Linked DNA regions of Homo sapiens: region 1 is linked to region 2. Evidence: read pairs that join two places in POLR2A ChIA-PET (ENCODE). Cell type or tissue: PC-9. All regions are shown on one strand. Each heading gives the region's core, and the rest is flanking DNA. Links, peaks and the distances in the headings are about the cores only.

Region 1 (5,388 bases), core at 210-5,209, 160 kb before region 2:
GTTTTCTGATGGTTAGATGTAGGCAAACTTTGTTTTATGCACAAAATTATTTAAAATATTTTATATAATTACCTTCACACTATTTGTATAAGGTTTATATAAAACATAAATAAATTTTGTGTTTTGACTTGGGTCCCATCCACAAGATATCTCATTACGTACATAAAAATATTCCAAAATCTGAAAAAAACTCAAAATCTGAAACACTTCTGGTCCCAAGCATTTCAGATAAGGAATATTCAATCTTTCTGTGTATGTGTGTGTATGAAAAGATTGAGTATCCCTTTATATATATGAATATTGCAAAGTGTATACACACACACATATATACACTATATACATATATCTACTTTGCAATTTACATATATACACGGAGACTACTCACTCTTGTGTGTGTGGGCATACGCTTTGTTTTTAAGAAACGTTTTAAAAGCTCAAAGGCAAAAACAAACAATCTTGAATTATTATCACTGAAAACACACAAGAAGAAAATCACCAAATTGTTTAAAATCAATAAAATTATTTTTTATTTTCAAGGCTTTTGACTCACAACCTTCAGTCAAATGAGAGTGAGTACTACAAGGATGTTGCGTATTGGAAGTGGGATTTTAATCTCTGCTCTTTAAATCTCCCATTCAGAGTATTAATGGTTAGCTAATATTGAAATCCACAGAGTACAAAGTTGGGATTTATCTGGTTAACAAGAATGAGCTAATGGGCATTCACACCATGATCTCCAGCCTACAGAGGGTACCTACCACAGAGCTGTTCAAGGACACTAATGACCCTTTACCAAGGCATTTTTAAACGCCTAATTAAGAGAGTTTCTCTCTCCTTCTGGAAAGGTATGGTTAGAGAAGTATCTGAACAGTTTGCAATATTACATGAATTCAACACGGCTATCTCCCTGGACCTTTTAACTCCTTCTACATTATGCCATGGAAGTTGCAGTATTTCTACCTTATTGATGGTAGGCCACCAATGACTCACCTATAATTAGACAACCTAATTGATTAAATAGTTTGTAGGTGCATAAGCCAGCACATTAAATTCTGTGATCTTTTTGGGCGTATCAATCATTTTATCCAACATTGTCCAATCAAGCAATGTTTTTCATCCTCCTTGGTCTAACACCCATAGAATCCAATCTTATACATTATCCTGATTCCTGCTAACACAAACTGGGGTGGTCCTACAAACCTTTGGGCATACAACCTGTATTTTTCCAGAGTAGACCTTGAATGTCTCCATCTGTGCCATGTTGAGATCCAACTTCCATTATAGACATGAGAGCCATGAAGGATAGTGAAGGTGGGTAACAAAGAGAATTGGCATTTCTTTGTGAGACAATTCACACCAATAGCAGTCATTAAGTTTCATCTTGAATGAATTCTTATTCACTCAGCTGAGGTTGGGAGGTAAGATTCTTCTATGCCCCGGAGATTAAGCTTTGAATTGATACTGTAACTCTGCAACCCTTACAGTCAGATCCTAGGCGTGGTTTTCAGCCATATCTGTCATGTGACTACAGGAAATGAGAGGCTTCCTCAAAGATGCCCTTGAACATTTCTGATTTCCTCTTTGTGTTCTGGATTGTGTTTTCATTATCTAAAACTTGTCCCTTTTACCATGTATGATCTCTAGAGCCTATGGAAATAGCCAGGTGATCCACAATCATTATAATCAATATTGTTACTATAGAACCAAATGCCACAGCACTGGATTTTCCAGTCCCTCACCTTCTAACTGCTCTTTAGCCTGTGCCACACAAGTGAAAATTTGAGGAATTATAAAAACTCTCTAAGTTATGGGTTACTAGTGTCCTATCCCTACTTCTAAGAAGACTATCTATGTGCTCCTCAAATGTGTGGAGCTATTCAATTCAAGAAACAATTTCTTAGGTCACTCCTACCACCAGATACTTTATTAGTCAATTTCCTTGCAGAAAAGAGATTGCACATGCAATCTGGCTAATTTGTGAAAAGTTTAATAAAAGACTACTTAAGGAGAAGTGGACATGAAGTGCAAAGAAAAAATAAATGAAGATTTGGTAACTCCAGAGCTAGCAACAGCTGGAAACTATTATTGTTCCTGGGCCTAAAGGAGAGTGAGCAGTTTGAGAATGTGAAGTTACTAGTTGTCCACCCAAAAGAAGCTAGGGCAACCAACTGTAGAAAGAGAATTGAGTGGGTAATGCCCTGAAATCGCTCTACTCCTAGATTTCTGGATCAGCAGACACAAATCAAAATTGTTCATCATACATAGTCTTAGTAGGGAAAACATTTCCACTGAGGCCTTGTAGCCAAAAATTACAAGTTTAGACGTTATTCTAAATGTCATGCAAAACCACTTAAAGTTTTTAAGCTGGGAAATAACATTGGATTCAATTGATGATTTAAACATAATTCTCTGGCTGTTCTGCAGAAAATAGATTGGAAAGAGTCAAGAGAGAAAATGAGATGAATTTGGAGGTTACTACAATGGTTCAGATAAGAGATGATGTTGGCTTGCATTAGAAAGGTGGCAGCAGAGATGGATATAAAAGGTATGGATTGACGTACATTTTGGAAGTAAATTAGGAGGACTTAGTGGCAAATACAATATGGAAAATGTGGTGAAAAAAATATGTCAAATATGAATCCCAGTTTTCTGAACTCACTAACAAGCTACCACGTGGTATAATTTACTGAGATTTGTTCAGTATTAGGTAGCTGAGAATTAAGTTTGAGAAAAATCCCTGAAGGGAGAAGGAAAAGAAAAAATGTAGTGCATAAAGAGTCACACAAGCTGCACTGTTTTCTAGGAACAGAACACATTTTCTTATAGTCTCTTTCAGTATTTTGGACTCTAACTACAAATAGAAAAGTCAGCTTTATGGCTGTCTTCTGTCACTGGTAAATGGGAGCTTTCAGCAATATCTGCTCACCTCTTTGAGATAAATGGGATTAGTAACTGAAGGCAATAAAGTTATTTGTGACAAATGAATTGAATATTGATTTTATTCTATTTTCTTCTGGTAACTTTTTAAGAAATATTCATAAGAAGTGAGGTTTCAAGTCTAATCAATTAAAAATAACAACAGAATCAATGTATTGTTAAGTAACCCATTCCCAATATTTCCAGCTTCTGCATTTATTTGGCTTTAGTTTATATATCCTCCATTAGTCAAAATTTTATTAACTCTTTCCAGAATTGTGCACTCCACAGACACTCTAAGGGATGAAACGGAATCTAGTTTCAGTGTCTGCTTTATCCTCGTCCCAAACTATCTGAATAACTTATTAGCTTTCCTAATAGGGAGCTAGTCATACCTGCAATGAGAGAATCTTGAAAGAATTCTTGGGGGAGCTTTTTTCCTTTTTCATGCTAATAAAAGTAATTCATCCTGTCAGACTGGGCAGCATGGCAAAACCCTGTCTCTACAAAAAATACAAAAATAAGCCAAGCATAGTAGAGTGTTCCTATAGTCCCAGCTACTCAGGAGGCTGAGATGGGAGGATTGCTTGAACCCAGGAGGTCAGTGAGCTGTGACTGCACCACTGCACTCCATCCTAGGTGACAGAGGAAAACCCTGTTTCAAAAAAAAAAATTACATATCTCAAAAAAAAATCACACTGGGATATCAGAGGAGATTGGTGACCCTCAAGCCTCACAATCCAGCTACTTCCTATAGGGATTCCTTCCAGAACCCACAAGTAGGTAATTTTGTAGGGACTTTTGCAGGGCCTTTAGCGGAGAATCTGGGTGATTGTAATGCAACCTGGGGTGGGTCTTAGTTCAGGTTTACAATGGTTTCTCTCAGTGATACCCAGAAACAATGTGTAGAGTCTATTGTAGGCAGCTACGATAAGTTGCTACTGCCTAGAACTTCTTGGCAAAAAATGTTCATAAATTGGTATGTCCAGAAAAATACAAAACATAATAACTTTTTTGCTTCCTTGGAGGTTAGAAGGATATAGGACAGTTTAATTCTCTCTATTTAAAGTTTCAGTACTGAATAGTCCATGATGCTTTGACAGCTAACCCCACCAGAAGCCACCATCTGAGAATGGAGCTAAGGGCTTGTCCTTTAGAGGTGATGGTCAGGATTTTCTCATGTGATCTGAAATACTGGCAACCACTGAATAGACCAGGAATGGATGCCAGCCCCTAGAGACTGACCAATAAAGGCACTCTTTGTGGGATTTTTACTACTACATCAAATCAGAGCCTCTTTCAGAGTTTGTGAGACACAAACAGTAATTCAGACAATAAAGTAGACAAGTCACTGAGTCAGCTGTTGTTGGTAACAGCATAGAGATAGACAGAATCACAATAGATACGACAGAAAGCAATTAGTACAAAGCAGGACAGTCTTCTAGAGCTGCCTTTGGGACATTATAACTATTATTGTGGGTTGAAAAAGAATCTATTTATCCAGAATACTAGTTCTAAAACTGTAGAGCCTGGTTCCTGTTCTTTCTTACTTTCCAGTACATCTTTCCTATGATTTATTACTCAAAGTTTTCCAAGCACATCTGGATTTCTGACACGTAACTCCTTGACATAAATCCTCATTTTGAGAATTATTTTTGAAAACTTACCAACAAACGATCGCTTTTAATGTAGTAAATGGGCGCATTACCTTTGAAATAGAATGTCTTTAATTCAAATTACGACTTTTCTATTAACATGTGTGACTTTCACGAAGTTATTTAACCTCTCTGATCTTCAGGTTTCTTATCTGTAAACTGGAGATGAAGCCAGTGTCATAGTTGTAAAGTTTAAACAAAATGTTGCATTTATAGTATTTAACAAAAGATTGTCCATTAATTGTCCATTGTAGAATATAATATTGTAGAAAATTATATTTTCTAAAGATGCATAGGCTATATATACCTTCTAAAAATGACTAGAAAATGTATACTATAAAGTTTCATACCACATTGTCTTCTTATAGTTCTTATAGTTGGTATTCCTCTATCAAACAGCTGATTCTACTTCCCCTTGAAACTGAGTAAATTTTCGTAACTGCTTCAACCCAATGAATGTAATAGTGACACTACTTGACTTCTGTCAAGATCATAAAGACTAAAATGGAAGGGGCTTAATATAAAATAAAATAATAAAGATCATAAAAGACAATATGGCTTCTGCCAGCTTTTTACTTTCTTAAAACTCTCACGCTTTGAACCCAGCCACCATGTTGTGGGAAAGCTTAGGACACTTGGAGAGCCCACGTGTAGGTGTTGGCTGTGATCTAAATGTTTATGTTCCTCAAAAATATTTGTGATGAAATCTAATCTTCAGTGTGTTGGTATTAAGAGGTGGGGCATTTGGGACATGCCTAGGTTATGAGGGCAGAACCCATAATACAAAATGGGATTTGTTCCCTTATACAAGATGCCT
Region 2 (5,388 bases), core at 213-5,212:
CCTATGGATAGGAAGATAAGAAAGAGCAGGAAAAGGGGAAAGAAAATGAGTTCAGTTTGGAACATATTGAATGTAAGGTGTGTGCAAAATACCCAAGCTAAATGGTCTGGCAGATAGAGGTCATATGCGACTGAGGTTCTGGAGTTTCTCCTGATCACCATCTGCTTTCTGCTCTGGTAGCATGTGGCAACACCTCTTGGCTGGCCGCCTGCCCCAGGAAGAACTAACCCAGCAAATGCAGGCAGAAGCATATTCCCTTTGCACTTGGGATATGTTATCTCGTGGGAAGTTTCTTCCATCTTGGGCAGAAAGCTCAGCTCTAGATAGGGACCAAGAGAATCCAACAGGTCTGTGTTGCAGATATAAAAACTGTGGTACCTCACAGAAGCACCACTCAGCCAGGTATTTTTCTGTCTCCCTCTTCTTACTGATCATGTGGGACAATCTCAGGTATCAAGTCACTGATGCAGCTGATGATACCCCCATGCCCTCAATCCAAGAACATCTTTCAGCCTCTGCCATTTTTCTGTCTCCCTTCTCATAGCAGAGCCCCTTCCAGTGAATCTGAATTACTCAAAACCACATTCGTATTCAATGTGCATCTCCCCAAAACCCATCTTTCTTTCCCTTTGCTTCATGCCAGACACTTCCCCTTCCCACCTTTATGGCACTCACTGCGCCAGATCAGTCTGCTGGTTTGGTCTCTTGTTTCACATACAGCATAAAGGATTCTAGAAATAGGTTTTATTTAGAACAGGTTTTATTGTTCTCCTCCTGTCTTCCTGACTTTGCAGCCCACTTTCTATACTCAAAGATGTTTTATTTGTGGTAGTGTGACAGAGTGAACCTAGATTCTAATTCCAGTCCTGTCACTTAAATGGGCAAGCCATATAAACTGAGACAGTTTTTGTTTTTGTTTTTGTTTTTTGAGACGGAGTCTGGCACTCTCGCCCAGGCTGGAGTGCAGTGGCACGATCTCGGCTCACTGCAAGCTCCGCCTCCCGGGTTCATGCCATTCTCCTGCCTCAGCCTCCCGAATAGCTGGGACTACAGGCGCCCACCACCATGCCTGGCTAATTTTTTGTGTTTGTAGTAGAGACGGGGTTTCACCATGTTAGCCAGGAATGTCTCGATCTCCTGACCTCGTGATCCGCCCACCTCGGCCTCCCAAAGTGCTGGGTTTACAGGCGTGAGCCACCATGCCCGGCCCTAACTGAGACTTAGTTTCTTAATCTATAAAACAGAGATAAAAATATTTTCTTTTCAGGATTGTCGTGAAAAGTAAATAAGGAAGCATGCTAAAGTGCCTGGCCGGGGATAGGCAGCCAATAAATATTATTTCCCTTCTTGCCCACTCTTCCGAATTCTCTCTCTCATGTCTTTCCACTAGTTTATTTCGTTCTTGTTTTTCTGCTTTCCTATTTTCTAGACTTTTACTTCCCATATCCAGTTTTCTAGCTTCCTTTCCCTCCCCTTAGTAACTCCTCTTTGATTTCATAATCCTACTCAGAGATGGGATAGAACCATGGAGAGAAACGCAGATTGTAAAACGTGCACTTAATAATACCACGGTTTTCTTCTCATATCTCAAATTCTTTTTAAAAATAAAGTCTCTGGAGCAGGGCACATCTTTTCTTGATTTATTTCTATAGCGAAGTAGCCATTGAGTAGGTACTTCGTAAGCTGTTCTAAATCATTGCTGATGTGTATCTCAGTCAGTTAAATTAAGTGAGGCTTCCTTTTCTCAATTTTCTGTGTTGCTCCTCTTTTTCTCATACTATTGAAACAGAGGTCTTCTGCTTATTAGTACCTGTGTCTCTCACCCTGGTGTCCAAAGATGGCTTCTGTGTAACAAAAGGTTTCAGGTTCCTTTTTGCATTCATTAATATCAAGCCTGTGGCTGTGCAGCTCACCCCAGAAATTAAATTACGTGGATTCATAAGATCTCTGGTCTCATAAGTTGTTTGTTGTTTCTTTAACCATGCTTGAAATGAAAGGAGATATATTTTATGCCATTTAATTAAAGTGTTAAGGAAGTGGCAGTCTCCCCCACAGGCAAAACTCTTTCTGCAAACTCAGAGTACTGTGTTGCATCACCAGTTAAGACACTTTCAGCTTCAATTAACAGAAACTTGACTAAAAATGGCTTAAAACTTTTATTTCACATTATATAAAATCCAGAGGGAGCACTCATCTGTGGTTAATTCAGCAGGTCAGCCATGTCATTAAGGACCCAGGTGCTAATGTACCATCTCCAGCATGTCAGCAATCTATTCCTCATGGTTGCAAATGTTTTCACAGGGCTAGGCATCATTTGCAAACAGGACTGTGCTTAGCTAAAAACAGGAACTTCCCTCCTGTGTATTCCCTTGGATTAGTGAGGACACCTTTCCCAGGAGCACACTAGCAGAATTCCTCTAGCAGCCACTAATCAGGATTGGATCACATGACCATGGGAACCAATCGTTGGCAAGGAGGTGAGGCACCATGCTTGACTTAGACTTATTCTGACTCAGAACAATCATGACTCACCCCGCTAGGGCAAGACAGGAACTCATTAGTGAACACGTAGCTCTGTGGAGGCACCTGAACAAAACCTGGGCTGTATCAGTAAGATAAAAAGGAGAGAAATGGCTGTTGGGATGGCAACCAACAATGTCTTGCTAGAGTCCTAGCAAATATTGATAAATACAATGCCCTGCCTAGTGCTGGGACCAGCACCAAGATTATGGCAGCTGGGGCACAAAGCTTTACCTTCTCTTTGCTATGCATTTTTCCATAGTCAAATGCCTCTAAAGAGGGAATTTACTATACTATCATGTTCCTTCCTCATAACAGAAGAGATACATTTTAGAATTAAACCACTAGGTTATTTGGACACAATATCTGTGTAAGGTTTGGGATGCTTGAGGCAACTTTTCTGGGATCTCAGTGAGAGAATTTAAGTCATACTGAGAGATGCTGGGCAAAGTTTGGGAAGGAATTTTGTATTTAAGGAAACTGCCTTCAGAGCACAACGATATCTTCATAAACTTGGAGGCAATATCACTGGAAAGACATGGATCAGGAGAATAAAGAGAGTGATATTGTAAGCAGTTAGTCTTTGCTGCAGAACAAACCATCGCACAACATAAAGGCTTAAAACAACAGACATTTACTATTACTCTGGAGCTTGAGCAACAGTTGGGAGGTTCTACTGATTTGATGCAGGTTCAGCTGATGTCTATTGGGCTCACTCTTTGTGTGGCTTGGCCAGGAGCTGCATGGTTTAGGATGCTCTCACAGTAACAGGCTATATGCCCCCTATCACCCAGATGGCAAACCCTGACTTGCCCATGTAAGGTTTCCCAGGTTTCAAGAAGAACAGGGAAGCAAGAACCAAAATGCAAGGGTTTTTTAAGGCCCTGCTTGTGTCATGTTTGTTCATGTCCCACTGGCCAAAGCAAATCACATAGCCAATAAAGAATCAATGTGTATGAGCAGGGGTGGAAGGGGTGGGCACTAATAATGCAGAAAAAGAAGGTGTGTGTGTGCATGTGTGTGCATACATATTTATGGTCACTTTTGCCATGTAACACAGGAAGGGGGCTCTTGTTTGGGAGCAACTGCAAGGTACCTACAGAAGGATTCCAGAAACTGTTGGGAGGCTTACTATAGACGGGGATGAACCAAAGGGAAATTGTTATGGAAAGAAAAAATTGTGTCACTCAGAGTAGTTGTTTCCAAAAAGGAATAAAATAAAAGCTATCATAGTAGCAAATACTGGCAGTGTCCATCCAAATACTGCCTAGTGAAGAGGACAACCGGAAAATCTAAGCAGATCTTGTGTCTAGGTATCTCCACCTATGGAGATAAAGGAATTCATTTATTTGAAGCATGTAAGCAACCACCTTTGCTTACTTTCTTTCTTGTAAAGAACTCCCCATGCTCTAGCTTCATATGAATTTGATCTGCAGAATGAACCATGAAGTAAAGATAATATGAAGACGACTTGTGTTTGATATTTATATGTCTCATTGAGAATTAATACATTAGGATTCTGGTTTATATACTTCACTATTGTATGAGAATTTAACAATACCTGAGACTTTCTTTACAAAACAAATCACAAATATTGTCATATCACATTGTGACATAATATATTATTTACAAAATATTTATATTTATCACTATTTCCCTAGATCCTGTTACTTACAGGGTTAATAAAGAAGCATATATTACCATAGCACACATTGTTTATAACTTTATAACTGTATTTTAACTTCATAAACAATCACTGGCAAGTGCATTTTATGCCTTTAAAAAATTATCCTGAGAAGAGATGTTCAGACTTCATAAGACTATGAAGGGGAAAATGGCTTCAAAAAGGTTACAACTTTGAGTAACAATGAATCAGCCTCACCTAACAAAAGCAATGGTAAGCATTAATGGATTTGCAAGGTTAAGAAACAGATCCTAAACAAAGCAAAATCACCAAAGATATGCCGTTCTTTGTACTGTACTATCACATACATGCTCTACCATAGATAGTGAACTAGAAGTGCTGGTGATGATTATTAAAGTAAGGATGTTGGACTGGGAAATCTCTAAAGGCCATTTCAACCTAGCATTCTACAATTTTATAAATCTCCATCGTAACCTCAAGCCCTGGACATAGTTATCCCATAACTAAATGGAGAAATATATATTCAGCTTTCTAAAGCAAGATCTCAAACTACTACCCATAGGTCCACTGACTGTTTTTGTCCTGCTCATGAGCTAAGAATGTTTTTTCTACTTTTATTTATTTATTTTTTTTTGAGATGGAGTCTCACTGTCACCCAGGCTGGAGTGCAGCAGTGGCACGATCTCAGCTCACTGCAACTTCCACCTACCAGGTTCAAGTGATTCTTGTGCCTCAGCCCCCTGAGTAGCTGGGATTATAGATGTGTGCCAGCATGCTTGGCTACCTTTTGTATTTTTAGTAGAGATGGTTTTTCACCATGTTGGCGAGGCTGGTCTCGAACTCCTGACTTTAGGTGACCCACCCCCGCCTCGGCCTCCCAAAGTGCTGGGATTACAGGCATGAGCCATCACACCCGGCCTGTTTTCTACATTTTTAAGTAGTGGAAAAAGTCAGAAGACAAGGTTTTGTGACACATCAACATTACATGAAACTCAATATAAATGCCCATAAATTGCATTCTATTGCAGCATAGCCACACCCATTCAGTTACCTGTGACTATAGCTGCTTTACTGTCAGAACTGAGTAGAGGCAACAGAGACCATGCATCATGCAAAGCCTAAAATATTAACTATTTGGTACTTTACAGAAAAATGTTGCCAGCACTGTTCTGTAGGAAGAAAATTGAGTATCTGATCCACTGCTTCTCCATTCCTTTTAATGT

Evidence for each region. Peaks named below come from ENCODE experiments on the same cell type or tissue, not always from the same donor. Only the 100,000 strongest peaks of a DNase experiment are listed, where the experiment ranks them.
Region 1: POLR2A ChIA-PET joins it to region 2 with 6 read pairs; 2 of 35 experiments call an interaction of 5 or more read pairs at or near these places.

The regions. Positions count from the first base shown.
Region 1 is chr3:94,316,038-94,321,425 of GRCh38, reverse strand. No RefSeq gene overlaps it. Among named protein-coding and RNA genes, the nearest start is that of NSUN3, 260 kb to the right of the region's middle. In PC-9, for the core only: no CTCF peak of the experiment used is centred there; no DNase peak of the experiment used is centred there.
Region 2 is chr3:94,159,967-94,165,354 of GRCh38, reverse strand. No RefSeq gene overlaps it. Among named protein-coding and RNA genes, the nearest start is that of NSUN3, 100 kb to the right of the region's middle. In PC-9, for the core only: no CTCF peak of the experiment used is centred there; a DNase peak (open chromatin) is centred at 2,494.